Linked DNA regions of Homo sapiens: region 1 is linked to region 2. A link is a loop called in an ENCODE intact Hi-C map of the cell type or tissue named here. Cell type or tissue: tibial artery. All regions are shown on one strand. Each heading gives the region's core, and the rest is flanking DNA. Links, peaks and the distances in the headings are about the cores only.

What was found. A loop is a pair of places that touch in the nucleus more often than their neighbours do. Peaks named below come from ENCODE experiments on the same cell type or tissue, not always from the same donor. Only the 100,000 strongest peaks of a DNase experiment are listed, where the experiment ranks them.
Region 1: a loop joins it to region 2, with 2.2 times the contacts of the local background. A loop is called at or near these places in 12 of 110 quality-filtered maps.

What each region holds. Positions count from the first base shown.
Region 1 is chr18:12,638,539-12,654,243 of GRCh38, reverse strand. All of the region lies in intron 1 of SPIRE1 (spire type actin nucleation factor 1), which reads left to right. Among named protein-coding and RNA genes, the nearest start is that of SPIRE1, 12 kb to the left of the region's middle. RefSeq lists enhancers at 2,092-2,675, 5,853-6,677. In tibial artery, for the core only: no CTCF peak of the experiment used is centred there; a DNase peak (open chromatin) is centred at 8,383; H3K4me3 peaks cover 710 bases; H3K27ac peaks cover 2,276 bases.
Region 2 is chr18:12,516,516-12,532,220 of GRCh38, reverse strand. All of the region lies in intron 4 of SPIRE1 (spire type actin nucleation factor 1), which reads left to right. Among named protein-coding and RNA genes, the nearest start is that of PRELID3A, 120 kb to the right of the region's middle. RefSeq lists a silencer at 3,464-3,664. In tibial artery, for the core only: no CTCF peak of the experiment used is centred there; a DNase peak (open chromatin) is centred at 5,861.

The sequences.
Region 1 (15,705 bases), core at 3,412-11,411, 120 kb before region 2:
TACCTCAGCCTCCCAAGTAGCTGGGATTACAGGTGTGTACCACCATGCCCAGCTAATTTTTGTATTTTTAGTAGAGAAGGGTTTTCACCATGTTGGCTGAGCTGGTCTCAAACTCCTGACCTCAGGTGATCCACCCGCCTCAGCCTCCCACAGTGCTGGGATTACAGAAGTGAGCCACGGTGCCTGGCCACACTTTCTTTTTCATTGTATTTATCATGATTATATGTAGTTAGCAATCTGCAACGTTTATGTTTTCACATCCATTGATTTCTGTTTCTTTCTTTCTTTTTTTTTTTTGAGACGGAGTTTTGCTCTTGTTGCCCAGGCTGGAGTGCAATGGCGCAATCTTGGCTCACTGCCACTTCCGCCTCCCGGGTTCAAGAGATTCTCCTGCCTCAGCCTCCCGAGTAGCTGGGATTCCAGACATGCACTACCACGCCTGGCTAATTTTGTATTTTTAGTAGAGACGGGGTTTCCCCATGTTGCCCAGGCTGGTCACGAACTCCCGACCTCAGTGATCCACCAGCCTTGGCCTCCCAAAGTGCTGGGATTACAGGTGTAAGCCACCACGCCCGGCCTGATATATTTTCTAAATGGACGTTTAGGGAAGTTAAGTGATTAGTAACTCTTTGAATCAAATCTTGGTCTTTTAGTGTCTAGGCTTAGTAGTGTTGTGGAATGAAACATTTGGTTTGAATTTGTTTTGTGATTCTTCCCCTTAGATAAGTGACAGTGAGTAAGTTCCCCAATCACCCTGAGTCTAGCCTTCTGTGTAAAATCAGAATATATTGTTGTTTTCACAGGATTGGGGCATAAGTGAGGATAATATATGTCAAGTGGCAAGACTTGCTGTATAGCAGGTACTCAGTAGGTTTTAGTTTCCTTCTTCCTCTAATCCTGTGGTCCTTTCTCACCACTATACTGTCTCTAGTCCATCTGTTTTATGTTTTTACCAAGAATTGGGGTAAATGTCAAGGTCAGAGTTTCTTAACTGGCACTGTCGGCATTTTTGGCTGAGTAATACTTTGTTGTGGTGGCTGTTCTGTGCAGCATCCGTGATCTGATCTCTAACACTGGATGCCAGTAGGCCCCTCCCCTGCAATTGTGACATTAAAAAAGTCTCTGTCCATTGCCAGATGTTCCCTAGGGTGCAAAATCATCCCAGTTGAGAACCACTGCTCTAGCAGGTGGTGCCCAGGATTGTGTTCAGGGTAGAGAAGTGGATTCTGGCTGTAATCCTCAAGTGAGTGAATCCTTCTACAGGCCATTGTCACTCTGTTGTTGAGCTGAATGAGTCGTACTGGTTCTTGCCAGTACCAGCAGTATCACTCCATTTAGTCCTTTTAGAAGAAATAGTACTTCATAGGCTTTACTGACTTTTTAGGGGACTGAATGTGGTAGTAATTGATTTTAATTCTTGTTTACTTTTAACAGTATTGATACATCTGAGAATGGTTAGATTCAGTTTGAATGAAATAAATAGAAATATGCTATAAGAAAAACAGAAAAATGTTGAAATGTGTCAGAGGCTGGAGACCAATGAAGGAAAAAAATGAAGAATTAGTGAGTTTATTTAGCATTCAGGTAAAACTTAGAGCCAAATTGCTAGCATGGCCATAAAAGTAGTGTGATATAGGACCCAAGAAGATAAATTCAAGAAAAAGGAAAGACTAGCTCTTTAGAGGATCTCTTGAAAGTAAAAAGATTAAATTATGTATAACGTCCTAAAATGAGCAGTATGGTTAAGAAGTATTTCTGTGATGACAGGAGGATAGATTGCTTAGAATCAAGAGAGTTTATGATTCTTGTTTGGTGGCTTATTTAACATTTTATTTTCTCCAGTGTTTATGCAGTTGTAGTAATAATAAGACTTTGTTGTTTGGGAAAGTTTATTAGGTACAAGTTGATGAAGTTTTAACTTTCACACGCTTAATTAAGGGGTTAAAGACACGCAGGCTCTTTGTATACTCATAAGTATACCTGACTAGCAATTAGAGCACATTTTGGTATACAGGGTCTTTAGAAGGTAGTAACTGATGCAGTTTAGGTTATAGTCTAGATCTTCACATGGTTAAAAAGCATTTGCTTTTCTGGCATGCCACAAAGAATTATTAATAGCAGTAGTTTTAGAGATTAGAATCATGTGTGGTCTCACAGTCTTTCAGGACTTAAATACCCGTCTGACAACAATCATTTATTTTAACTTTTGGTTTCAAAATTTTTGATGTACCTTTAGTTTAGATGTATAAAGAATCGTTTAAAAATTATGGCCATATGTTGATTTAAAATAATCTTAAGGTTGGTAGAAGGTTTTCCTGAAAGGAACAATGAATGCCTGTGTGCATACTAATAAAGGGATCCCTTGAGAATGGTTTCTTGGTATAGGGAACATTCAGGCTTTGTTTGGGTTTTGAAAAGAGGATACGATCAGTCAAGCTTCTCAGCAAGGTTCATGCTAATTTGGAGGGGAAGATCGTCTTGGCATAAAATCCTATTTGATTTTAAAGAGAGAATATTTGTGGAAAAGGTTGAAATAGTGAAAAAATATGTTTTTTTTGTTTTTGTTTTTTTGAGATGGAGTCTCGCTCTGTTGCTCAGGCTGGAGGCAGTGGCGTGATCTCGGCTCACTGCAGCCTCCGCTTCCTGGGTTCAAGCGATTCTCCTGCCTCAGCCTCCTGAGTAGCTGGGACTACAGGCGCCCGCCACCATGCTCGGCTAATTTTTGTATTTTTAGTAGACACGGGTTTCACCATGTTGTCCAGAATGGTCTACATCTCCTGACCTTGTGATCCACCCACCTCAGCCTCCCAAAGTGCTGGGATTACAGGCGTGAGCCACCGCACCCAGCAAAAAAATGTTTAAAAACATTTTTTTTGGTCTGCTCTTTCTGTATTTCTTGTGTTCCCATCCTGATCATTAAAGGAAAGGAATATATGAAGTATATGTGTAGGTTTCCAGAGTAGGTAGTGGGGGTGAATGGTAGAATTAGAGATTGGTGAAATGCCTTATCAGTTACAGTAATAGATAAAAATTGTTCTCTTTGAATAATAAGTTCAAATATGTCAGGTTAATTCAATCTAACAAATATGCTTTGAGTTCCTACTATGTACAAGTAGTGTTCTAGTTTTACATGGGTGATGTAAGGGCAAATAGTTCTAGTCATTAAAGAAGAGAAAATAAAACAGAAACACAGTGGTGAATTTACCATGAATCTAATGCAGCTTAAACTTCAAGTCCCTTCATTTACACAGGCCCCTTCTAAGTGAGTGGGAGGAGCCTTAACAGTAAGTTTAGATGTTCATTTGCAAAATTAAGATTTTAGCTGTAATTGGATAAGATTGCTATCACTTTTTTTTTTTTTTTTTTTGAGACAGGGTCTCGCTTTGTCACCCAGGCTGTAGTGCAGTGGTTTGATCGGCTCACTGCAGCTTTGACCTCCCAGATTCAAGCAATCCTCCCACCTCAGCCTCCCGAGTAGCTGGGACTACAGGCATGTGTCACCATGCCTGGGTAATTTTTTTTTTTTTTTTTTCCTGAGATGGAGTCTTGCTCTGTCACCAGGCTGGAGTGCAGCGGCGTGATCTTGGCTTACTGCAACCTCTGCCTCCCGGGTTCAAGCGATTCTCCTGCCTCAGCCTCCCGAGTAGCTGGGACTACAGGCACGTGCCATCACGCCCAGCTAATTTTTTGTATTTTTAGTAGAGACGGGGTTTCACCATATTAGCCAGGATGGTCTCGAACTCCTGACCTCATGATCCACCCACCTCGGCCTCCCAAAGTGCTGGGATTATAGATGTGAGCCACCACTACCACCTGGCCCATGCCTGGGTAATTTTTATATCGTTTTTTAGAGACAGAGATTTTGCCATGTTGCCTAGTTTTGTTTGGAACTTCTGGGCTCAAGTGATTTGCCCACGTTGGCCTACCAAAGTGCTGGAATTGCAGGCATGAGCCACCATGCCTGGCCTGCTGTCACTTTTATTTATTTGTTTATTTATTTTTTTTGAGACAGAGTCTTAGTCTGTTGCCCAGGCTGGAGTGCAGTGGCACGAGCTCGGGTCACTGCAACCTTCGCCTCCCAGGTTCAAGCAATTCTCGCACCTCAGCCTCCCAAATAGCTGGGATTACATGCACATGCCGCTGCGCCTGGCTAATTTTTGTATTTTTAGTAGAGACAGGGTTTTTCCATATTGATCATGCTGGTCTCAAACTCTGGGCCTCAAGTATCTGCCTGCCTTGGTCTCCCAAAGTGCTGGGATTACAGGCGTGAGCCACCAAGCCTGACCTACTGTCACTTTTGGTTCCAATTTACCATGCAATATATTTCTACGTGTGTTGGGTTATAAGAGAGGGGTCACAAGAGTTTTGGGGAGAAATTTTGGAATAATGTATTTGTGGTTTTGTATCTGTGTTTCTACTTTTGCAGAGGGAAACAGTAGAAAGAATTTAGTCATCTACAGATATTAGTCCTCAAGTAAGTTAGGACTCTTAGGAAACCATTGGCCTCACTAAGAGTTTTGACTAAACTTTAGAAGAAAAAAATCATTGAGCTACCAAGGACTATATGTTGATAAGAGATGATGAGTTGCACTCTGCTTGTTATATATGGAAGGTCAGATTCACTCTCCTGTATCATTGGTCCTATAAAATAACAGCAGTTCTCATCCTGCTTTCATAACAGTGTCATTAGAGCTGTATGTATTTCCCTTTTACTTCTTGTTGGCTAAGTAGAAAAAAGGAAAATAACTTCTTTCAGATATTTGTTTAAAACTATGAAGGAAATATTGAGTTACCAAATGTAGTGGGAATTTTTAGTCAAAAAAATTTTTTTTTAAGAGACAGGGTCTTTCTCTCTTGCTCAGGCTGGAGTGCAGTAGTATGATCATAGCTCGCTGCAGCCCCCGGCTCCTGGATTCAAGCAGTCTTCCTACCTCAGCCTCCCATGTAGCTGGGACCACAGGTGTGTGCTGCCACTTCTGGCTAATTTTTTATTTTTATTTTTTAGTGGAGAAAAATGTTGCCCAGACTGCTCTTGAACTCCTGACCTCAAATGATCCACCTGCCTCAGTCTCACAAAGTGCTGAAATTGCAGGTGCGAGCCACTGTGCCTGACCAAACTTTTTATTTTGGGATAATTTTAGATTTACAGAAAAGTTGAAAAGAGAATGCAGATAATTCTTATTTGCCCCTCACCCAGTTCCCCTAAATGTTAACATTTTATATTCTTGTGGTATATTTGTCAAAACTGAAAAAACAACATTGATGCATTGCTATTAACTAAACTCCAGACTTCATTTGGGTTTCCCCAGTTTTTCTATTAATGTCCTTTTTCTTTTTTTTTTTTTTTTTTTTTGAGACGGAGTTTCGCTCTTCTTGTCCAGGCTGGAGTGCAATGGCGCGATCTTGGCTCACCATAACCTCTACCTCCTGGGTTCAAGGGATTCTCCTGCCTCAGCCTCCCGAGTAGCTGGGATTTACAGGCACCTGCCACCACACCTGGGTAATTTTGTATTTTTAGTAGAGACGGAGTTTCTCCATGTTGGTCAGGCTGGTCTCAAACTCCTGACCTCAGGTGATCTGTCCGCCTCGGCCTCCCAAAGTGCTGGGATTACAGGCGTGAGCCACTGTGCTTGGCCTTAGTGTCCTTTTTCTATTGCAGAAATCCCATTCGAGATACCATATTGCATTTAGTCATCATATCTCCTTAGTTTCTTCTGGTCTGTGACAGTTTATCATGATCTTGACAGTCTTGGCAAGTACTGGTCAGCTATTTTGTAAAATGTCCCTCCATTTGGACTTGCCTGGTATTTTTATGGCTAGACTGGGTTATAGTTTTGGGGGAAGAATACCAGCGAGGTGAAGGGCTCCCCCTGATCACATCATGTTGGGGCACATGATAACCATGTGACATCACTGGCTACGATAACCTGGACACTTGATTAAGACAGTGTTGTCAGGTTTCTCCACTAAAAAGTTACTATTTTTACCTTTTTTTAATATGTTGTTCTTTAGAAAGGAGTCATTAATTCCAGCCTGCGTTCAAGGATAGGGCCAGGTAATTAAACCACCTCCTGGAGACGTGAATATCTTCTTAGAGTTATTTTGAATTCTGTGAAGAAGATTTGTGCCTTCTCCTCCATTTACTTATATATTCAATCATTTGTTTATATCAGTCTGGATTGACATGTATTTTGTACTTTGGTTGTTTTGTTGCTCAGATTGTTCCCGCTGTGGCCATTGATTGCTCCTTAGGCTTGGCTCCTGGGTTCCTTTGATATGCAGCCCTCCTTCTGTCTGGTGGAGCACGTCCTTGCTTTCTGGCACTGCAAGATGTTTCAAGGATCATCTTATATATTTCCTGCCCCAGCCCTAGAGTCACCCATATTTCCAGGGAGCTCTTGTTTCTTTTATTGGAGAATGGTGTTTAGAAACCATGATCTTAGCACTGGGTATGCTTGTTGCTTATTGTTTTGTTTTTATTTATTTTTTAAAGTTGTAGTTTTGCTCTGTTGCCCAGGCAGGAGTGCAGTGATGTGATCATAGCTCTCTGTAACTTTGAACTTCTGGGTACAGGTGATCCTTCCACCTCAGCCTCCTGAGTAGCTGGGACTATAAATGCACACCACCACTCCTGGCTAATTTTTTTGTTATTTTTTTGTAGAGACAGGGTCTCTCACTATATTGCCCAGGCTGGTCTTGAACCCCATTCAAGTGATCTTCCTGCCTCAGCTTCCCACAGTGGTGGGATTACAGGTGTGATCCACTGCACCTGGCCTGTTTTTAATATAGAAGAAGAAATGTTAAAGAGTTTATTTTTGATGTTCAAACTCTAGATGGATATTTGGGTTTCAAATATCGACTTACTGGATAGTATGAATAATGCCACTGTGAACATTACTGCACGTGTCTTTTGGTGAACAAATGTAGCATTTTTGTTGAATATGTTTCTAAAAGTGCAATTGCTAATTCATGATGTATGGTCAGCATAAGTAGATATTGCCAGAAATTTTCCAAAGTGATTGTATCTCACAAACTTTTAAAATTAAAACTGATATGAGACATTAGTATAAATTTAAAAAGGATTCGATTAGGTATATGGAGGGTTTATATTCCTAATAATACCAAACTGCTGGCTTCTGAAAACTGTGACTCTTAGGTCTTTTTATACTAATTGTGCTAATGCTTTTTTTTTTTTTTTTGAGTCAGAGTTTTGCTCTTGTTGCCCAGGCTGGAGGGCAATCCTGCGATCTTGGCTAACTGCAGCCTCCACCTTCTGGGTTCAAGTGATTCTCCTGCCTCAGCCTCCATGGTAGCTGAGATTACAGGCATGCACCACCACGCCTGGCTAATTTTGTATTTTTAGCAGAGACAGAGTTTCACTATGTTGATCAGGCTGGTCTCAAACTCCAGATTTCAAGTGATCCACACGCCTCCGTCTCCCAAAGTGCTGGGATTACAGGTGTGAACCACTGCGCCGGGCCTAATACATTTTTTTAAATTAAGTCTGTGGTCTTTTTCTGTCATATTTCCCATTTTCTCTCCCATCCCTTAATTTAATTAGAAGTTAAGTTCCTACCTAATATACTCCTTTAATATCTTGTATTTCGGAGAGATAAAAATATAAATAGAGATAATTGGAGGGTAGTGCTAGAATGTCACTAACAATCCCTATAGGTTGCCTGGTCCCAGGGTTTGGTCATGTCTTCCTGGATTTTTAGTGAAAATACCATGTTAGCGATATTCCCATTACCTGATTTCATGTATTCATTTCACCAATATTTGAGTGCCTTCTAAGTGCACTGTGCCAGATGTTGACGATACAAAGAGGGATAAACTGCACTCATACCTTCAAGAAGCTCATAGATGGAGAAACTAACACAGTACAGTGCAATAATTTTAAAATAATAAAGATGTTTAGAAAACTATGAGAGCCCAGAGAAGAGAGTGGCTGACCCTGCCTGGTGACAGTAGGCGAGTGTTACAGAGGAGATCTGGTTTCTGGAGGTCTCCAGGATGGGGCTGTAGCCTAAAAGGAAGACTATGTGAGGCAGCAGCAGCAGCAGCAAGTGGAAAGGCTTGGAGATGTGGAGGACGTTATATGGTACTCAGAGAGCAGCAGTACATGGATGGCAAGTGTGGCGTTGTGCTGCCACCCACTTCCCCATGCCAAAAGCATATAACTGCTAATCAGTTACCGCATTTTTTGCTGCCGAATTCGTAAGCAGCCCCAAGAGTTCTCAACAGGATGCTTCAGGTGGCCACTACTAATTATTTGGAGTTGGCACGTGAGGTTAAACCTGTTTGTCTTCTTTGTAGTGGGTGTTCCCTGTGCCTGGAGCGGAGGATGTGTGTGGGAGTCGGAGTCAGAAGGGCTGGAAAGGCACGTTGGCTGGGATCAGATGATGAAGGACTTTGTGCCAGCCACATGGTCGAGTGTGTATTTATAGTCTGTACAGGCAGTGGAGAGCTATGGAAGGGTTTTAAGCAGGAAAATGATGTAAGCAGATTACTCTTTTTAGAAAGATAAATGTAGGGGCTTTGTAGATGTATTGAATTGGGTAAAATGGAGGGCATAGACACCAGTAGGCATTTTATATATCTTTAGATCTTTGTAGCCTTTAAGTTGCTAAACCAGTTAGGAGTGTTATGGCTGTTCAAACAGGAGATGATGGAGGTCTGAATTAGGGCAGTAGGAATGGAGAGAAAGAATCAGATTGAGAGTGATTTAGGAAATAGGACATGGTATAGCTCTTCCACTTTTTATGTGTGGGTGAGAAAGAGGAAGGATTGTTCAAAGGCTCTGACTTCTTGCCTGGGTGCTTGGGTGACAGGGTAGGCAGGAGGGGCAGGTTAGGGTGGGAAGATAGATGATGGTTTATACTTGTTGGAAATTAAATTGGCCTGGAAAATATTTTTTCCTGTGGAGTCATGTTGATTCCCACCAAGCTCCTTTGCTGCCTTCCAGATAGTTGCAAATCAGCTGTTGAATGTCACACCATAACATGGAGAGAACTAAGAGCTGGCTACAGAAGATGCAGTTTCAATTCTTTTGGCTCTGATGCTTACTATTGAATAGTTATGACCTCAGGCAAGCCATTTAACTATTTCTGATGCTGATACTGTCTTATTTTTTTTTTTCTTTTATTCTTTTGTATGTGTGTGTGGAGACCAGGTTTTGCCAGGTTCCCCAGGCTGGTCTTGAACTCCTGGGCTCAAGACATCTACCTGCCTTGGCCTCCCAAAGTACTGGGGTTACATGTACATGTGTGAGCCATGGTGCCCGGCCGCTCTCTTTCTTTATTTGTAAAATGGAAGTAATATTTGTCCAGCCCTTCTTGTGAAATTGTTATGAGACTCAAATGAAGAAATATATGTGGGGGCATTTTGTTACCTTGTATGTACTGCACAAATACATTTTTACTGAGCCATTGCTATCCTTTGTAAAAAGATGAATACTTCCAAATTATTTGAGTCAAGATTGATAAAGAAGTTCTAAAACAATATTAAATATATGTTTGGAAGTCTATAAAATGATTCTTGAGGTTGAAAAAATTTGAAATGTGGGTGTCCATGTGATTAGACCTTTGTTGCCTTAGGTGCTCCACCAGGTTTTTAGAATGGACTATGGAGGGTTACTTGCAGATTATCAGGGAAAGGTAATTAGTGCTTGACCACCGTTTATATTTTTTATGGATTTCCATATATTTTATATTATCTTGAATTTGTTTTTTTCCTTCTTTTGCCACTTTCTGACTTGTTTGATACTCATTTATTGATCATTTAATTTAGCTTCTTTCAATCCTTTGGGGAGTATAGGAGGGCTTATTTATGTAAATAATAAAACAATGTAACTATAACTTTCCCTATAAACTCTTGGAACACATTTCATCTGAGACCTATAAGATAAGCCATAGTTTAGATGAAATATTTGAACTGTTGTATTGCCTGATGTGTATAAACTTAAATGTTTTTGATGGGAAATTGTTAAGTTCCTTAAATTAATGATAGTTGCCCCCTAACCCTGACCTTTTTTTTTTTTTTTTTTGAGATGGAGTTTCCCTCTGTCACCTAGGCTGGAGTGCAGTGGCTCGATCTCAACTCACTGCAACCTCCGCCTCCTGTGTTCAAGCGATTCTCCCTCCTCAGCCTCCCAAGTAGCTGAGACTACAGGCATGTGCCATCATGCCCAGCTAATTTTTTTTTTTTTTTTTTGGTTGAGACAGGGTTTCACCATGTTGGCCAGGCTGGTCTCAAACTCCTGACCTCAAATGATTCGCGCCCCCACCCCCAGCCTTCCAAAGTGCTGGGATTATAGATGTGAGTCACAGTGCTCAGCTTGACTTTCTTCTTTAATTAATGATCTTTTCATTATATTTATATTTAAAGAATAGTACTGTATTCATAAGTATAATAAAAATGTGTAACTTACAAAACTCATTACAAAAATATTTCTTGACTATATATAGTATATGTAGTAAAGGTTAAATAGCTAAAAATGTTTATAGTAAAGGTTAAATAGCTAAAAATGGCAAAGTGTAGTCTATGTCAAGCCTATGTTGTTTTTATAGTTTTTAAATCAGATCTCCCAAATCTTGACAGAGGGAAAGTAACACATTTGGGTAAGTGGATATGGCTGGTAGAGTTGTGATATAACTAAAGGGAATTAGGGCTTGGAAGATAGAAGTTCCTGGGATGCTTCTCTGCAGGGCTCTTGTTGGCTAGGTTGTCTCATACTCAGATGCCACAGAGGGGCAGGAGATTCTAAAGAGAATGGACACAGATGTGTGTATGAAATGCATGAAAACCAGAACTCTTCAATTGATAGGGAATAGTAGAACATTTGGGATTGTCACCTGCTAGAACTCTGTTTATGATTTGGCTTGGGGAGGTTCCCCTCCAAGTTCTCATTCCTAAAATCTAGTGATATGTCTATGTATTTTTGAGCTTGTGAAGTTTAAGCAATGTTTGAATTGCTGTTACTAGGGAAAAGTTTAATCCAAATCAACCCAGTTTACAAAGAGTACTTTGACTTTCATTGTCCTTGTCTTCTAACACAGGAGTGTCAGAAATGTGGCTCCAGGCTATAAACATTTTTAGCTATTTATGTATAAACATTTAAAAATGTTTATACTATAAACATTTTTAGCTATTTATCCTTTACTACATATACTATACATAGTCAAGAAATATCTTTTTGTAATGAGTTTTGTAAGTTACACATTTTTATTATACTTATGAATACAGTACTATTCTTTAAATACAAATATTATGTCTTCTATTCCTATGGCAGCATTTCTTCTTCTTTTTTAAAATTTTACTTTAAGTTCCAGGATACATGTGCAGAATGTGCAGGTTTGTTACATAGGTATACATGTGCCATGCTGGTTTGCTGCACCTGTCAACCCGTGATCTAGGTTTTAAGCCCCACAGGCATTACATATTTGTCCTAATGCTCTTCCTCCCCTTTCCCCTGCCATCCCTGACAGGCCCTGGTGTGTGTTGTTTCCCTCCCTGTGTCCATGTGTTCTCATTGTTCAACTCCCACTTATGAGTGAGACCATTTCTAAATAGTCCTGGGCACCTCCTATCCTGTACTTGCCATCAGAATACTTCTGAAGATGACATTCTAGACAGCCACTGTTACTCAGAATTGGCACTAGAGATGAAACTTATTTGCTCTGCAAGCTTCCAGTGTTGCCAGATTACATAAAATAGATAAAAGATAATATCCAAATTTTGTGGCGGGTTTTAATCACTGATACTAGGTCCAAGGGGAGACTCTAGTCCCTGGGAAGGTGACTGGTAATAACAATCCAAGGCTGTCATTTTTTTTGAAAGGTAAGGGATTTAGTTACAAATCTAGGAAGCAAAGTGTAGTCTATGTCAAAAATAAAGTGGGAGCTTCCATTTCTGAATTAGGATAGAAGTCACATTTATGGCAAAGGTGATTGAAGGCTGAAAGTCCTAGAGCCTGGCTTGGGGCAGAGTCTGTGGGTGGGGGTCAGATAATCTCAAGGAAGAAGATGCAAGTTCTGGAGAGTGCCTGTCACACAAACGTATTGTTGGTGAATGAACAGATGAATGCTTTTTCCATGAGAGATATTTAAAATTAGAGGTCATGTCCCTGACTGTTTTTTGTATCAAATCCATAACATTCACGCTGAGGCGGGCGGATCACAAGGTCAGGAGATTGAGACCATCCTGGCTAACATGGTGAAATCCCATTTCTACTGAAAATACAAAAATTAGCTGGGCGTGGTGGTGCGTGCCTGTAGTCCCAGCTACTCAGGAGGCTGAGGCAGGAGAATTGCTTGAACCTGGGAGGCGGAGGCTGTAGTGAGCCAAGATCATGCACTGCACTCCAGCCTGGGCGACAGAGCAAGACTCCATCTCAAAAAAAAAAAAAAAAAAGCATAACATTCTTTTTTCCCTTAAAATGCAACTTGGCAAAGATGATTTTGTTGGGGGAAATTGGTTTAAGCTAATAAATACGTAGTTTCACTGTCCTAACTTTTGAAGTTCTGTTCATTGATTCCAAGTCCTCAGTGGCCACTGCACTTTAGAAATTCATGTATGAGGCTGGGTGTGGTGGCTCACGCCTGTAATCCCAGCACTTTGGGAGGCTGAGGTGGGCGGATCATGAGGTCAAGAGATCAAGACCATCCTGGCCAACATGGTGAAACCCCGTCTCTACTAAAAATACAAACATTAGCTGGGCATGGTAGTGTGTGCCTGTAGTCCCAGCTACTTGGGAGGCTGAGGCAGGAGAATCGCTTGAACCCTGGAGACGGAGGTTGTAGTAAGCCAAGATCGTGCCACTGCACTCTAGACTGGCGACAGAGCGAGACTCCATCTCAAAAAAAAAAAAAGAAAAAAAGAAATTCGGGTATGATTAGGCTGTAGAAATTTTTTTATTGCTAAATTTCAGCCTGTTAACTACAAAACTATGGGTTTTTTTTCCTAGTAATAATACAAAAATTGTCCCAGAAGCATATTTAATAAACTCCTTTCTTATAAAAGTATTATAGTTCTTAAACTAATGGTTGTTGTTGATCAGTTTTGGTCAAATGTTTGAGAATATTATTCTTGAAAACATGGAGCATGTTCAGGATGTTGTTTGTCAATCCATTAACAAATCCTGTTCTACTTCCAAATTATTTCATGAACCCTCTCCTTTTCACCCTCATTACTGCCATCTCCCTGCCTGGCCGCCCGCGTGTAGTGCTGCAGTACAATGATAGTAGCCTCCTCGCTGGCCTTGAGCTTTCCATCTGGCTGTCTCCACTACGTTCTTCACATTATAGCAAGACTGACCTGGAAACTACCTGGACGCAGCTGACCCTCTTGCCTGGTATCCTTCAATAGCTTCCCATTTTCCTTAAAGTCAAATCTGAACTCATCATACTATCCTTACAAGCCTGTGTGATCTGCCCCCTGCCTGTCTAAACACAGTTTATGTTACTCATCCACCAAACACTTCCCAGGCCTGTCACACGCCACCTCCTGCTTCCGGAACAGATTCTTCTTCCCGCCCTGCAGTTGGTTCTACCCAGCTTCAAGGTCTCTGTTTAAATATCATCTTTTGGAGGAATCTTACCTGACCACCCCAGATGGGGTCATTTCTGTTACTTTCTCTCCCTTTTGGATCCATTTATCACGAGTTCTGTTTTGTTTGATTACTTTTTTGGGGCTGTGTTCAATAAAATGTAAGCCTTATGAGGCAAGAACTGTGTCTAGCTTGTTTACTACGACAGTGTGTCATCAGTGCTTATGAGTAGTACTTAGTAGGTGGTGAATAAATATTTACTGAACAAATGAAGGTGGCAGAGGTATGCTGGCAGGAGAGCAGGGTGTATTCATTGGTATCTCAGTTTTAGCATGAAAAAGAACATAATTTCACATGGTTAGAGGGACTGAAACATTGTCTAGAATTTGGTCACATAGTAAAAAGCTGGAGAATAATTCTGAGAACCATTTATCTTAAAAGTTCCAGAAATTCTGTTTTTTTGGTAGGTATAGTTTGCCTTTTGCTTATTCAGCTAGTTTGAATCATATTGATAATGTGACTGCATGATAAGTCAGCCATATGCTGAGGTTTCTACTTTAAAGATAAGTAGCTACCTTAATTTGAAAGTATTATTTGCATTCTCTGAGCAGACCCATGGTGAAATGATCTGATTATCAATATTTAAGATTTATAATGTCTGCTGAAGATGACAGTGTTGCCTTAGTTATGAATTCTTTATGACAGACATTTTATATCAGGACTAGTTTGTTTCGTAAAGCCATTCTGTGTCAGTTTATAGGAAGGCATAGGCTTTTCTGTTTCCTGGGACATAAGGGGACTCGTCTAATAAATTTTTTTTTTTTTTTTAAAGACAATGTCTGGCTCTGTTGCCCAGGCTGGAGTGCAGTGGTACCATCTCAGCTCATTGCCTGCCTCCTGGGCTTAAGCCATTCTCCCACCTCAGCCTTTCTTTTTTTTATTTTTATTTATTTATTTATTTATTTTGAGATGGAGTCTCATTCTTGCGCCCAGGCTGGAAGTGCAGTGGCGTGATCTCTGCTCACTGCAACCTCCGCCTCCTGGGTTCAAGCAATTCTCTGCCTCAGTCTCCCGTGTAGCTGGGATTATAGGCATCTGCCACCATGCACAGCTAATTTTTGTATTTTTAGTAGAGATGGGGTTACACCATCTTGGCTAGGCTGGCCTTGAACTCCTGACCTCGTGATCCACCTGCCTTGGCCTCCCAAAGTGCTCGGATGGCAGGTATGAGCCACTGCGCCTGGCCGCATTCCTCAATTCAACAACAGCTTCTTCAATTGGAAACTACCAGTATAGCATCAAGGGATTTACACTTGACAAGTTCTGAGTCTTTCTTCAAAGGTTGGCCACTTCTGTTTTACTGCACCAGACCTAAGGAATGAATCCCTCTAAAACTTACAAATCCTGTGACTTCACCCAGAATTTTTTTTTTTGAGATGGAGTGGCGCTGTCTCGCCCAGGGTGGAGTGCAATGCCTGAACCCAGGAGGCAGAACTTGCAGTGAGCCAAGATCATGCCACTGCACTCCAGCCTGGGCGACAGAGCGAGACTCCGTCTCAAAAAAAAAATTTTTTTTGAGGAATGCATTTCCCCATTCCTCAGAAACAGTAGAAATGGTAGTTAGCCTGGACAGTACCCCTGCAGTTCCCCTCAATCCCAACAGCCACTGAAAGTGGGAATGGAGATATATTAGTCCATTCTTGCATTGCTATAAAGAACTACCTGAGACTGGGTAATTTATAAAGAAAAGAGGTTTAATTGGATCACTGTTCTGCAGGCTGTACAGGAAGCATGGCTGGGGAGGCCTCAGAAAACTTACAGTCATCGCAAAAGGTGAAGGGGAAGCCAGCACGTCCTGGATGGCTGGAGCAGGAGGAAGAAAGAGGGAAGGAGGAGGTGCTACAGACTGAAACAACCAGATCTCATGATAACTCGCTATCACAGGACAGCACTAGGGGGATGGATGGTGCTACACCATTAGAAACCATCCTCATGATCTAATCACTTCCCACCAGGCCCCACCTCTAACATTGAGAATTATAATTGAACAGGAGATTTGGGTGGGGGCATAGAACCAAACCATATCAAGAGGATTAGAATAAGAAAACCACACCAACATACATGAGGAGGAATCAGGAGCCTTAGAGTGTGCTCTTCAC
Region 2 (15,705 bases), core at 2,591-10,590:
TTTAGAAAGCAAATTTGTTTATATTCTAATCCCTTTCATGATGTGATGATTTTCTTCTTAAACAACCAATGAACTCCTTTAAGGTCATTCTTTTAATGATAAAGATTTGGGTAGGCCTGCTGTTACTTTGTCTCTTAAGCAATGTGATATCCTTGAAAATAAGTACACATTACTGTGTCTCCTAAGAAATTTGATATCCTTGTAAGTTAAGTATAGCTGGAGGCACTGTCTAAGCAATCCATCGAGTGCATCAGGTTGTATGAAAGAAGAGCCACCCTGCCCTGCTGCCAGTGACACCACCATATTCCAGAGCCATACTGCAGGGGTAGCTGGTGAGCCTGTGCTGTGCAGAGGGGGCAGTTTCAATTGTAAAATTTTTTATTGGAGAAAATGAAATTATATTAATGGTAGTATCCTTTAATCTATTGTGGTCCAGGTAATTTTTTGATCATCAGTCCCCAGTTTTGTTATTGTTAAATAAAATTATTTATCATTACCTAAAACTTTAACCCCTGCTACTTTACTGTCATATTCATACAGCTCCTTTATAAAATGCCTTCTCTTCCTTACTCCATTTGATCCTTGTAACAATCCTGTGACTCTTTGCAAATTAGTAAACTGAGGCTTAGAGAGATTAGAGATTCACATAGAAGTAAGTTCTCAGTGCTGCTGATAACAGCATTTTCATCCTCATCATACCCTTCAGTCCGGCAAAGGTGTTCCACTACATAGAAGTTATTGCTATTTTCCTCTAAGAGTGTCACATAAAATGCATTATTAGATGAAACTAAAGAGAGAGTTCTGAAGAAAATGGAGGTAGATACTTTGATGTAGGTTTCTGAGCAGTTCTGGAGAGAGAATATGTGAGTCAGAAAGACTAAGATTTGGCTTTGGAGAGAAGAGAGTTTATGAGAGAATGTGTGGGCATGCACATGCTGGTGTTAGGGGATGATGGTCCTGCATATGCACATAAATGGGATGGGGGGGTACCATGTAAAGTTGAGGTATGAAATAAGAGGGAGGCCAGGCACAGTGGCTCATGCCTGTAATCACAGCACTCTGGGAGCCCAAGGCAGGAGGATCACTTGAAGCCAGGAGTTCAAGACCAGCCTGGCCAACAAGGCAAGACCCTATCTATAAAATAAACAAATAAATAAAGAGGGAGATGTGAAATGAGAAAAGATAGAGTATCATAGAAGTGTCAAAGACTGAGATAAAATAATTTTAAGACTAGAAAGTCAGTTGATTTTTTTCTGATACGTTCCTAGCATGCTCTAGCCATCATTGCCTCCACGTTGAGAGTGTGCAGTATGCTCACCAAATTCTCCAGTAATACACTGTTTCATAGTAGGGGTATAATGATATTATAGTAGAAACTTGATGTATCATAAGAGTACACTGTTTTAAAAGAATTTTTTGAAAGCTTTCTTTAAAGCAAATAACTCATTTTTTATTTATTTCATAATTTGAAATATTTATATTACCACTGACCTTTGTAAAAGCCCCTTTATTGGTGAATCATACCATTCATTATTCATGTAACTTCTTAAAATCAAATAGCATTTGCAAGACTTCTGTTTACTCATCTTTAAAAATGGGGAGGAAGGCCTGGCGCTCAGTGGCTCACTTCTGTAATCCCAGCACTTTGAGAGGCCGAGACCAGGTGTTTTGAGACCAGCCTGAGAAGCATAGCAAGATCATAGAATCCTGGAATCCTAGCTGCTTGGGAGGCGGAGACAGGAAGATCTTTTGAGCCCGGGAGTTTAAGGCTGCAGTGAACTATGATCTCACCACTGTGCTCCATCCAGCCTTGGTAATAGAGTGAGACCCTGTCTCTAAAAACATAAAAATCGGGGAGGAGGCAAGACATGTTAAGCTTCCGTCTAGTCTTAAAATTTTATGCAGAAAATAAAATTTGCGTGACTAAATTTTTTGTTCTATTTATTCAACAAGCTTTTCCTCATTTTTGTTATTAGTCTTACGTTGTAGGCAAAGTGTATATAGATAAGTAAGTGCATTCCTGGTAGAATTTTCTATGAAATTATTGTATACTATTTTATTTTATATCTTAAATTTGAGATAGATTTTACAGAAAAGCAGTTCAATGCTGTAGATAAATTAATCAAAATTGAGGATGCTGTAGGCCTTTTAAAAACACAGATTTAACTTTTTAAAATTGGTAAGCTAGCTGTAACATTCAATACTGACATTACTACTATATTGATGTCAGTATAGGCTAAAAATAAAATTATTTTCACAATCTACTGGTAGAAAATCCTTGTACAGAATAAATTCGTAATACAGTAACATTAGTCATCAGTGAATGAACAGTGAAAATAATTGTGCATTGTATAGCATGTGTTCATGATATTGCAGCAAGAACTTTATAAGGCATGTAAAATAGGTTTTTAATGTCCTAATCTCTGTTCTCTAGATTATGTACTCAAAGTGATGAAAATTTTCTCTTCCTCTTGCACTTTCTTGTGTCATTCATACACATAAACATCACCCAAATTAAGGTAGAATATTTCAAACATTTTGATCTTTGAGAGATAAGATGTCTAATACAGTTAACTCATCTTGGATTTCTTCAGCAGTAGGCTCTACAGGTGTGGGTTGTCATTTCTGATTATCTGATTATAATGATCTTTGCACTCTTCTCAAGTGTGGCTGTACCTGCGGTGCTTAGTTTCTTGACATATTAAACGCTTCTTATAAGTGTTGTCTTCCTTGACCCTTTCAAGTATGATTTTTTCACTCACACCCTTCATACCTCAGCTGAAAGGACATCTCCTCAGGCCACCCCAGACACCTTTATATATTCAGCACATACTGCCCTTTTTTTTTTTTTTGAGACGGAGTCTTGCTCTGTCGTCTAAGCTGGAGTGCAGTGGCGCAATATCAGCTCACTGCAAGTTCCACCTCCCGGGTTCACACCATTCTCCTGCTTCAGCCTCCAGAGTAGCTGGGACTACAGGCGCCCGCCACCACGTCCGGCTAATTTTTTGTATTTTTAGTAGAGACGGGGTTTCACCATGTTAGCCAGGATGGTCTTGATCTCCTGACCTCGTGGTCCGCCCGCCTCGGCCTCCCAAAGTGCTGGGATTACAGGCGTGAGCCACTGTGCCCAGCCTGCTGTTTTCATTTTAATCGCGTTGCCCTATTATCTCCCTTTTAGCAGCCATCATGGTCTGTAGTTGTTTTGTTGGTCTCTTTTCTTATTCATTGATGTCTGCCACAAGAATATAATCTCATTGAGGGCAGAGACCTTTTCTCTCTAATTCACTGTTATATCCCAGTGTAATGGGGACTCCGTAGATATTTGATCATTGTTAAATGAATTAAAGAATCTGTGGTTTAGCTATTGTAGGTCTGGTTTCTCACCATCTGTCTTGCATCTTGGTCCCCTGATGCTCTTCAGTTATCTCCAAAATGCAGAGCCTCCCTCGTGTTCTCACTGTGTCTACCTTACCTTGCCTCACGCATTGGTTTGACATCTCTTGCCTGGACCATGACAAACCCTCTAATGTTACTTCCCTTTTCATGACTTCTTGATACTTGTAGGTGGAAAGTGTAAACCCCTTAGCATGACAGGGCAGCTGTTCACAATCTGACCCAGTTCTGACCTCTCCAGGCTCTTCATTCACCATTCATCCCTGCCCTATGTGTGCTGGTGTTGCCTACACTTCCTTCATTCCTGAATGTCCAGGGCCTCTGCACCTACCTGAAATGTCCCTTTCCCCTCTTCGCTACCTAGAAAATGCCTGCTTCTCCTTAAGACCTAACTCAAATGTCTATCTACTATTCTGAAATGCTTTTTCCAATCGAAGTCATTCTTTCTTCTCTATGTTCATTCAATGAGCACTCCACTCTGGCATCTTTCTGTCACTTACAACAGTGACACTGTGTTGTAATTACTGTATACGTTTATCTCCCACTAGACTGTGAACTTCTTAAGGGCAAGGACCATGTTTGTACTGTCAGTCCTGTCATAGATTTAGGGACCCAAGACAGTATCTCTTGTAGTCTTTTTAGGTATGTCTCCTTTGCTGCCTCCTCAGCTTAGGGTAACACTGGGGCCTCCATCAATGAGATTAAGTTTTTTTAACCTAATAAATATTAGAGTTGGAGTCTTCTAAGCCTTTAACTTTTTTTTTTTTTTTTGAGATAGAGTCTTGCTCTGTCACCCAGGTTGGAGTGCAGTGGCGCAATCTGCAAGCTCCACCTCCCAGGTTCACACCATTCTCCTGCCTCAGCCTCTCTAGTAGCTGGGACTACAGGCACCCGCCACCACGCCCGGCTAATTTTTTGTATTTTTAGTAGAGACGGGGTTTCACCGTGTTAGCCAGGATGGTCTCCATCTCCTGACCTCGTGATCCACCCACCTCGGCCTCCCAAAGTGCTGGGATTACAGGCGTGAGCCACTGCACCTGGCCAACATATTTTTATTCAAGAAGAAACAGAGGAGAATAGAATCAACCTTAAGATGCCGATTATGGAGTTATCAGGAGCCAGGAGCAGCACAGGAATGGTGCACAGCTAATGCACACCTGGGGCTCCTGGACACACAGCTGCCTCTTCATATTCATTCTGCTCTCCAGAAGTGGGAACCTGAGGGCTGGGGGTTGAAATTGAATGCTGCTTTATTTTCATTAATTTTTAAAATATTTCTAATATAATTTATGTACTTGGGGGAAGAAAGATCCAAAGCCTTCTGCAGCAGCTCTAAGCCCAGACAACCTACATCATGTTCACCGAAAGGCCTATCCTTATATATAAACCCTGGGTATCTCATCCTTTGTTTATGTTAGTACTTTAATCCTTGTGATGTTCTTGTGAGTTTGGTAGTATTACCCTTCACTGCCTCACTCGTGTAGATAGAAAAACTGAAGCACGGTTCAACAAACCTTAATAAAGTAGCTGCCTGTGATGATAAAAGGACTTAAAATTAGACCTAATTTTTAACTTTGTACAAATGATAGACAATAAAAGTTGATCTTGAGGTAGGTCAGGATGTGAGTGAGGTGTCTACAAACCTTAATACAGAAGAAACAGTGGAGGAGCTTGGGATTTTGAAGAAGACTTGACAGAACATAATATCCATATGGAGACATCACAAAGCCTAGTGAATGGAGAGATGCTGGCTGTCAGAGGAACTAGGATCAGTTGGGAGAATCATTTTATTCATGCAAGTTATTTAAAATGTCTTCCGTGGCCAGGCGCAGTAGCTCACGCCTGTAATCCCAGCACTTTGGGAGGGTGAGGCGGGTGGATCACGATGTCAAGAGATTGAGACCATCCTGGCCAACATGGTGAAACCCCATCTCTACTAAAAATACAAAAATTAGCCAGGCGTGGTGGCATGTGCTTGTAATCCCAGCTACTCGAGAAGCTGAGGCAGGAGAATTGCTTGGACTCAGGAGACAGAGGTCACAGTGAGCCAAGATCATGCCACTGCACTCCAGCCTGGCGACAGTGAGTGAGACTCCTCTCAAAAAAAAAATTAAATTAAAAAAAATAAAATGTCTTCCATATAATGGGTGCTACTATGATTAATACTGCTAACGTTTATTCCATACTTACTCTGTGCTAAATGCTGTTCTGACTTTATGTGCATTAATATTCATTGAGTCCTCACAGAAGCCATGTTTTAAGTGCTACTCTTACTGCCTTTCTCACTGTCGGTACGATGGTGAATGAGATGAACATGATCTCTGCCTTCACAGAACTCAAGAGAGTAAGGAGGACAGTGTAGGAGCATGTCATCCAGCACCGTGTTAGAAGGGCCGTGGCCAGTGGGTGCAGGGTGCTGTGGAAGCCACCAAAGGGACCATGCACAGCTTCCCAGAAGTAACTTCGAAGCTGAGACCCAAATGCTGAGGCAAAATAGTGGATGGAAAATGTGTTCCAGGCATAGTAAACAGCACACATGAAGGCCAGGAGATGAGAGCAAGCAAGGTAGAAGGGCAGAGGGAGAAGTGACTTCTCAAACACTGGGACCACTGTCTCAGAGGGTACTATGCAGGGATACTATACAAGCATCTGATGGGAAGATGCACCAGAAGAGTCTATAGTTTTGTGACTACCCATGCTCTGAATGGCTTTCTGCAGGCATCAGATACATCTCTGTGTGTGTGTGTGTGTGTGTGTGTGTGTGTGTGTGTATCTTCAGTATTCTGACCCTAGACTGCTGTACTGCTTTCATCCCTTGTTTAGCATGTATTACTGGAAACCTTTGTGTTCCAGGTAGTGAGTTTCTGAGCATATGATGATCTCTAAGCCTCATTGCTCAGGGAGCTCTGTAACACCCCTAATGAGCAAGGCATCATGGCAAAGAAGATGAACTGCATCCTAGGGAAGATCTTTACGATGCTAGGAATGAGTAGATGGAGTTATAACATACTAAAAGCTAGTCTTTAGTTCTTCAGGTTTCAAGAAATAGAACTCCTTTGTTTTAAAGATAGTTTTTGCTTTAAAACAGAAATCTTGGTAAATCTGTGGCTACTGGGGGGCTTTTTAATCCAGATGAAGCTGGTGTGAGCGAGGAAGCAGGTTCCCGTGTGTATAGTCACGAAGTTCTATACACATGGGATCTGATTTTAATTACTAATGAGGTTCATTTATTGTTTCCTTCCCACTCCAATCCCCCATAAATGCTTGATGTGAAACTTTTTTTTTCTAAAAGCAGCAAGAGAAAAGAATTTCAGGGGTATAATTTTCTTAAACAGATGAAATGACAACAGTGTTGAATTAAATATTGATATTTTAAAAAATGTATAACACAAGCAGGTTTGTTTTTTCTATATTAATGTATTATATATTTTAACTCCCATTTCTACCTAACTAGCATCACGATAAACAATTTTTATCCTTATTTTTAAAATTTTAATAATAGCCTTTGTTATTATTATTATTATTATTATTTTTTTTTTTTTTTTTTTTTTGAGACGGAGTCTCACTCTGTCGCCCAGGCTGGAGTACGGTGGCATGATCTCAGCTCACTGCAAGCTCCGCCTTCCGGGTTCACGCCATTCTCCTGCCTCAGCCTCCTGAGTAGCTGGGACTATAGGCGCCCGCCACCACGCCCGGCTAATTTTTTTGTATTTTTAGTAGAGACGGGGTTTCACCGTGTTAGCCAGGATGGTTTCGATCTCCTGACCTCATGATCTGCCTGCCTCGGCCTCCCAAAGTGCTGGGATTACAGGCGTGAGCCACCGTGCCTGGCCACTTTTTTTTTTTCTTCTTCCTAGAGAGACACGGTCTCACTCTGCTGCCCAGGCTGGAGTGTAGTGGGGTGATCATAGCTCTTTAGCTCCTGGGCTCAAGTGTTCCTCCTGCCTTAGCATCTCAAGTAGCTAGGACTACAGGTGTTCACCACCATGGTTGGCTGATTTTTTTATTTTTATTTTTGTGGAGATGGGGTCTTGCTATGCTGCCCAGGTTGGTCTGAAACTCCTGGCCTCAAGTGATCCTGCCACCTTACCTTCCCAACGCACTGAGATTACATGCATGAGCCATTGTGCCTTGCCTGTTATTACTTTAATGTGTAATTCTGCACAATTCACCAGGCACGGTGTCTCATGCCTTATAATCCCGGCATTTTACTGTGAAAAACTTAAATGTTAAATTATTCATCTTTGCCTTCCAATCTGTTATACTGAAGAAGTAAATTGACTTCTTTGATCTTTCATTTCCCAGAATATTTCTAAAGTTTTCCTAGAGAAAAGAAAACATTTTTCCCCCCATCAGTATAAATAGCTATGCTGTTTAAAAGTAGTATTTTGCCAATTTGTGATTTTCTAAATGTTTAAATGATTCTCACTTACATGGGATTTTGGTTTAAACCTCATCGGCCAAATTCTTCTGAATGGTTAAATCTTACCCCAAATTTAATGAAATCCTAGGATGGGAGGATGAATTATAGATGCCCAGATTAGAGCCAGTTTATCTTTAGCTGCTAATATTTGACCAGACATTACAATTATGGGGTAAAACAATGAATTGGATATAAGCATGGCTTATGAATTTTTCAAAGTATTATATGAGTATATTTTACACAATATAATCCAATACATATAGAGAAACTTTGTTAAGTGATTTATAGGCATACCTCAGAGATATTGCGGGTTGGATTCCAAACCACTGCAATGAAACAAATATTGCAATAAAGCAAGTCATACAAATTTTTTTGTTTCCTAATGCATACAAAATTAATTATCTTTATGTATATTATAGTCTATTAAATGTGCAATAGCATTACATCAAAAAAATACATACTTTAATTAAAAAATACTTTCTTCCTAGGAGTTTGAGACTAGAGTGGGCAATGTAGTGAGATCCTATCTCTGCAAAAAATAGTTTTTAAAAAAATTAACCTGGCATGGTGGCTCATGCCTGTAGACCCAGCTACTCAGGAGGCTGAGGTAGGAGGATTGCTTGAGCCTGGGAGGTCAAGGCTGCCATGTGGTGTGATTACACCATTTTGCACTCCATCCTGGGCAACTGAGTGAGACTATGTCTCAAAAAAAAATAAGAATAAAAATACTTTATTGCTACAAAATGCTAGTGATCCTCTGAGCCATCAGTGAGTTGTAATCTTTTTGCTGGTGAAGTGTCTTGATCCGACATTAATGGCTGCTGACTGATCAAGGTGGTGGCTGCTAAAGGTTAGGGTGGCTTTGGCCCTTTCTGAAAAATCAGAATACATTGTAGCATACAGTGCTGTTTGATAGCACATTACCCACAGTAGAACTTCTTTCAAAATTGGAGTCAATCTTCTCAAACCCTCCTGCTGCTTTATCAACTAGATTTATATAATTTTTGAAATCTTTTGTTGTCATGTCAATAATGTGCACAGCATCATCACCAGGAGTTGATTCCATGTCAGTAAACTACTTTCCTTGCTCATCCATAAGAAACAACTCCTCATTAGTTCAAGTTTTCTCATGAGATTGCAGTAATTCAGGCACATCTTCAGGCTCCACTTCTTATTCTGTTGACTGTTTCCACCACATCAGCAGTTATTTCCTCCACTGAAGTCTTGATCCCCTCAAAGTCATCCATGAGGGTTGGAATCAACTTCTTTCAAACTCCTGTTGATGTTGCATTTTGACCTCCTTTCATGAATCACCAGTGTTCTTAATGGCATCTAGAATGATGAATCCTTTCCAGAAGGTTTTCAATGTGCTTTGCCCAAACCCATCAGAGGAATCACTGTCTATGACAGTTATAGCCTTACAAAATGTAGTTCTTAAATATGACTTGCAAGTAAAAATTATTCCTTGGTCCATGGGGCTGTACAATAGATGTTGTGTTAGCAGGCATGAAAACAACATTAATCTTGTATATTACCATCGAGCTTTTGGGTGACCAAATGCATTGTCAATGAGTGGTAATATTTTGAAAGGAATCTTTTTTGCTGTAAACAGATGTGCCGCCATCCAGTCTTTGTTGTTCCATTTATAGAGCACAGACAGAGTAGAGTTAACATAATTCTTAAGGGCCCTAAGATTTTCAGAATGGTAAATTAGCATTGACTTCAACTTCATCACCCACATTAGCCCCTAACAAGAGAGTCACCCTGTCCTTTGAAGCTTTGAAGCCAAGCACTGATTTCTCTCTAGCTATGAAAGTCCCAGATGGTATCTTCTTCCAATATTAAATTGTTTCATCTACATTGAAAATATGTTGTTTAATGTAGCTACCTTCATCAGTTAGCTACATCTTCTTGATAATTTACTGCAGCTTCTACATTCAGCACTTGCTGCTTCACCTTGCACTTTTATCGAGCGATGACAACTTTTTTTCTTAAACCTAATGAACCTATCTCTGTTAGCTTCAAACTTTCCTCCTGCAGCTTCTTCACCTTTTTCAGCCTTCATAGAATTGAAGAGTTTGAGCCCTGCTTAGGATTAGGTTTTGGTTTAAGGGAATGTTGTGGCTGGTTTGATCTTCTATCCAGACCACTAAAACTTTATACCAGGAATTAAGGCTGTTGTGCCTTCTTATCATTCATGTTCACTGGAGTAGCACTTTTAATTTCCTTTAAGAGCTTGTCCTTTGCATTCACAACTTGGCTGTTTGGTGCAAGGAGCCTAGCTTTCAGCCCATCTTTGCTTTTGACATCCTTCCTCACCAAACTTAATCATTTCTCGCTTTTGATTTAAAGTGAGAGACTTATGACTCTTCCTTCCACTTGAACACATAAAGGCCATTGTGGGGTTATTAATTGGCCTAATTAAATTATCATTGTGTCTCACGGAATAGGGAGGCCCCAGGAGAGGGAGAGAGATGGGGGAATGGCTAGTGAGCGGAGCAGTCAGAACACACGCATTTATCAATTAGGTTTGTTGTCTTATATGGACACTGTCATGAGCACCCCAAAGCAATGACAATAGTAACATCAAAGATCACTCCTCACAGATCTCCATAACAGATTTAATAAAAAAAAAATGGAATATTGTGAGAATTACCAAAATGTGACAGAAAGATACAAAGTGAGCACATACTCTAGGAAAAATGGCACCAATAGATTTGCCGAACTCAGGGTTGCTGCAAACCTTCAATTTGTAAAAACACGATATCTGGCCAGGCATGGGGTGGCTCACATCTGTAATCCCAGCACTTTGGGAGGCTGAGGCGGGCAGATCACTTGAGGTCGGGAGTTCGAGACCAGCCTAGCCGACATGATGAAACCCCATCTCTACTAATACTACAAAAATTAGCCAGGTGTGGTGGTGCACGCCTATAATCCCAGCTACTCGGGAGGCTGAGGCACGAGGATCCCTTGAACCTGGGAGGCAGAGGTTGCAGTGAGCTGAGATCACGTGCCACTGCACCCCACCCAGGCGACAGAGTAAAACTGTGTCCAAAAAAAAAAAAAAAGTATCTGCTATGTACAACAAAGCGAAAGGCAGTAAAATGAGGTATGCCTGTACATATATTATTTCAGTTAGCCCTATGCAAGAAATCATAACTTGATGAAATTATTGAGCTCGGTTTATCTTAAATAAAACTAAAAAATATTTTACCTAAAATGAAAAACTATATTCATGTATATAAAGTATCTTCTTTTGCTGGGGGAAAAACAGTGTTTTCTAAAATGACTAGGCTGTTATGAAATGGTTTTGTCTGTTTTTAAAATCTTATAGCCACATTTTATAGTCTGTAAATTGGTTGAAAAATCAAATGTAAGTATTTTCCACCCCCCAATCTCTTATCAAGCCAGTAGCCAAATCCGCCAGTGTCATAGGGCCAATTGCATGTTAACTAACTCACACTGGGACACCTGTTTGTGACATGACTTCAACTTATTTTCTGCTTGAATAGCCTTGCAAAGAAAAAGCCCCAAGACGTCTGTCTCATTCACAGATTGAAGGGTATTTTAATCAGCTTTCTCATATTCCTTGCCTATTCCTCACCTCATGCCAACACCTCCAATAATAAAATTCTGGCATTTAAGTTGGCTGGAAGTTTCTTTCTAGACCTAAAATAGGTTTATATCCCTCCAAGTGGTGAACATACCACTTTTTGACAGAAAATCCACCACCAGATGTCTTTTTGTAAGTGTGCCATGTGTTCGTTTTAATGAGATCATTCATCATTTGTAATGTTTAGGGTCCTTGCTGCTGTCTGTCTTTTTTCTGTTTGATTTGTTATTTTTGTTTTGAGTGTTGGTAACATGCCGAGCACTGGTGTCTCATCAGGGAGGAGTAAATCTCTCTCTGACCTCCTGTCATTGCTCTTAGCGCTGCTCTCCCTGTTAAAATGTTTCACAAGAATATTTTACTGAAAGCTCGTGGAAGAACTCTGCCACCTTTCAGATCCTGCAGCTTTTAAAACTTAATTTATTTTTAACAAAAAATTTCACGTGGTTCAAAACCCAGGAGTTGTAAAAATATTACATTAAATTGTACCCTTCTATTTTTGTCTACTACTCACACTCTCCCTATATATGGGCAACAAATATTATTAATTTCTTTTTTATCTTTGCAGAGAGATTTTATGTATAACTAACAAGCGCATATCAGTATTTTCTTCCTTTTTTCACTTTTAAACTTTCCTTTTTTATTTAATTATATGTCTTAGAGATCATTTCATATCAGTAAATAGCTTTCACATCTGTAGGCCTTTATAATCTATTTTGTGGGTATGGTGTAATGAGTTTAACTAGTCCTATATTGACAGCTACTAAGTAATTTCCATTCTTTTTCTATTACAAACAGTGGTGTCATGGATAATTTTTAACCTATTTTTCTTGAGTGTGAACATAAGTGTAAGGTAGATTCCTAGAAGTAGACTTGCTGGGTCAAAGGAAATGTGCATTTATAATTTTTATAAAATATTACACTATTGTCCTTCCTAGAGGTTTAGTAGTTGATACTGTCCTTAGCAATGTGTGAGGCTATCTATTCTCCTACATCTTGACAATGTGTTTTCACAGTGATAAGTGAAAATTAGTATCTTAACAATTTTAATTTGCATTTGTCTTATTGTAAATGAGATCAGATATCTTTTCATGTACTTAAGAATCATTTGTCAATTGCTTGTTCATTTCCTTTGTTCATTTTTCTAATGAGCCATTGGTCTTATTAATTTGTCTTTATTTATTAAGAAAATAACTTTGTGATATAATTTGTAATATTGTCTGTGATATTTTAATGGTCATTTTTATCATCATCACTGCATTTCTATAGGTGTGAAGAGCTGATGAGTATAAAAACAGAAAAGGTGAATGTGTATTAGCAGATAATGTCAGTCCAGCTATGTAGAGCAGAGTCAGTCCAGCTATGTAGAGCGGAGTCAGTCCAGCTGTATAGAGCAGAGACATTTGTTAGAGAGAGAGTGTTTGCGTGTGTGTGTGTGCGTGCGTGTGTGCACATGTGTGTATAGGTACAAAAAATACTGGAAGAATAGAGGAATTCTAGGAATTCCTTTCCTAGAACCTAGAAATGAATTGCTTTCATTTTTATGACTTCATCTATAGTTTTTCTAATTTCTGTAGTGAACCATATAAATTCGAATTAAGTAGTACAGAATATCAATTTATAGTTTAACATTTTACATTTTTTATTCAATAAAATGCTCTTGACTTTTTTCATAATTGCTATAGTTGTTACTTGGCCACCATCCACCCCTCAGGGAGGAGAAGCGTGTTATATCTTTAAGAATGCACCATAAAGTTTGACACAAATATAAATCATATTCTTTAGTACTTATCCATTAACTCTGCATGGGAGACTTCCAGTTATCAGAACAACTGCTATAACTTTTTACTGGGTTTTTGTACCCTAATTTCTGAAATATTAATTTGGGACTAGTCAATGTGATAAAATCTTCTTTCCCTCTTTTCAGATAAAATATATTTGAATTAAAAAGTCATAGCTCATAATCTGTGTGGCTGATATTCATTTTTTAATTTATTATAGACAATATTGTGAAATAATGTCAGTCATGAAATGTATTTAATACTCTTTATGTAAGTAATTTCTTTGTTTTTTTTTGTTTTGTTTTTGTTTTTGTTTTTGTTTTGAGACAGGGTCAGGCTCTGTCACCTATGCTGGGGTAATCTCATGCAGTGATGCAATCTCAGCTCACTGCAACCTCTGCCTCCCGGCCTCAAGCAATCCTCCTACCTCAGCCTCCCGAGTAGTTGGGACTACAGGCATGAGACACTGTGCCTGGCAGTAATTTGTTGCTTTTTTCTTTTCTTTTTTTTTTTTGTGTGTGTGAGACAGGGTCTTGCTCTTTTGCCCAGACTGGAATGCAGTGATGCAATCACAGCTCACTGCACTTCCAACACCCAGGTTCAGGCAGTCCTTCTGCTTCAGCCTCCCAAAGTGCTGGGATTAAAGTTGTGAGCCATCATACTTGGCCTACATTAGCATATTTTAACTGAGTTATTAAAAATGTTGCCCAGTGTGGTTGCTCACGCCTATAATCCCAGCACTTTGGGACTCCAAGACGGGCAGACCACTGAGCCCAGGAGTTCAAGATCAGCCCGGCCAACATGGCAAAACCCTGTCTCTACTAAAAGTACAAAAATTAGCCAGGTGTGGTAGTACATGCCTGTAGTCCCTGCTGCTCAGGAGGCTGAGGTGAAAGGATTGCTTGAGCCCAGGAAGTTGAGGCTGCGGTGAGCCATGATCACACCACTGCTCCAGCCTGGTCAACAGAGTGAGACTCGGTCTCAACAATTAATTAAAAGTTTGTTCAAGGAATTTTTGAAATATATTCCTTATTATAATGCATTTAAAAATGTCTAACTGAAAACATGTACACATGGCATAGGGAAATAAGATAGTTTAAATGGTGGAAATGGTGATCATTAAAATGCTGTCATAAAAAATACATTATTATTTTAATATATGAACATATATGTGAATAAGAAGGATTTAATTAGTAAAGGGGTACTTATATGTGAGCTGATGTTGAACCTACACAAATGGATTAAAATTATTCTCTGAGCATTTGACATACTTCTGATTCACAGAGTAGATTTTGTTTTTTAAGTTGCCAGGAACTGAAAATGTTGGCATTGAGCAGTTCTAATTGCCAGCTTGAGAATGGTAATGTCAGAAATGGGAAGCGTAATTGCCATGTGGGTTCTCCCAATTAGAACTTTCTCACCATATCTCAAGCACAGGTTGACATCTGTTATTACATTTCTGCAAGCAAAAAAAAGAAAAATCATTCAGAAGCTAAAGTATAATTGACAGCTTGAATCTAAAACAAGAAAAATCTGTAATTTACTTTCAAATAACTCATTTGTTTTTACTGCTAACTAGAAAAATTGAGCTTTCTAGCCACATATTTGATCAAGCTTGTTTGATTACAGTATTTATAGATTCTAAGCTATCTACATTGATTTATTGCTGAGTCAGGATTTTGATTTGATGAAGAGGCTAAGGAGAGGTATCATTTTGCAAAACAAATTCACTTAGTATAAAATATTTTTGTGATGGAGTAAAAGTATTCACAATCAAATCCTCATAGGTATTCATTGACATAATAACTAATACCTACTGAATGTTCAATATGGTCTGAACTGAATGCTGTGTTTCATCTGTATTCTTCTGGTATATTTCTTCTATAAAATCCAAAAGATAGCTATTATTATTTGCACTTTAATATATGAGAAAATCAAACAGGATTACAGCAATTTAAAAATTTCCCCAAAGTCACGCAGCTGGAAAGTATCTGAGCTACAGTTTGTGCTATTGTTCAGAAAAACAAAGAAATGTGAAATTCTTGGACCATTTCAATTGTCTTCAATGTTATAAAGAACAGATAGTTTTTCTTAGTGGCAATGAGTGAGGGATTTGATCACAGCACAAATAAAGGTAGAGATGTAGGCAGGCCTAACAGTGACACCCTCCTGACTACATTTAGTCAGGGATGTGTCGGAGAATAGTAAAAATTAAGGTTGGGTGGAAAAGGGGCCCTGTTTTGGGGGGCATTGAAGCAAAAGAGTTTGGATTGAATATATTTTGCTGCTTCTCACACTATTCTACCAAAGTACCCCTAAGACATAAAAGCATGAACTCATATTTGTAGACTATTAAGGACATATTAAATCGTAACTTTCAGTTGCAGATGACAGAAACCCACTCAAATAAGCATGGGCAGAGTAGGGGAGAGATGTATTGGCTCACATAATTAGGAAGTCTAAGGGTACAGCTAGTTTTAGGCATAGTTGGATCCAGA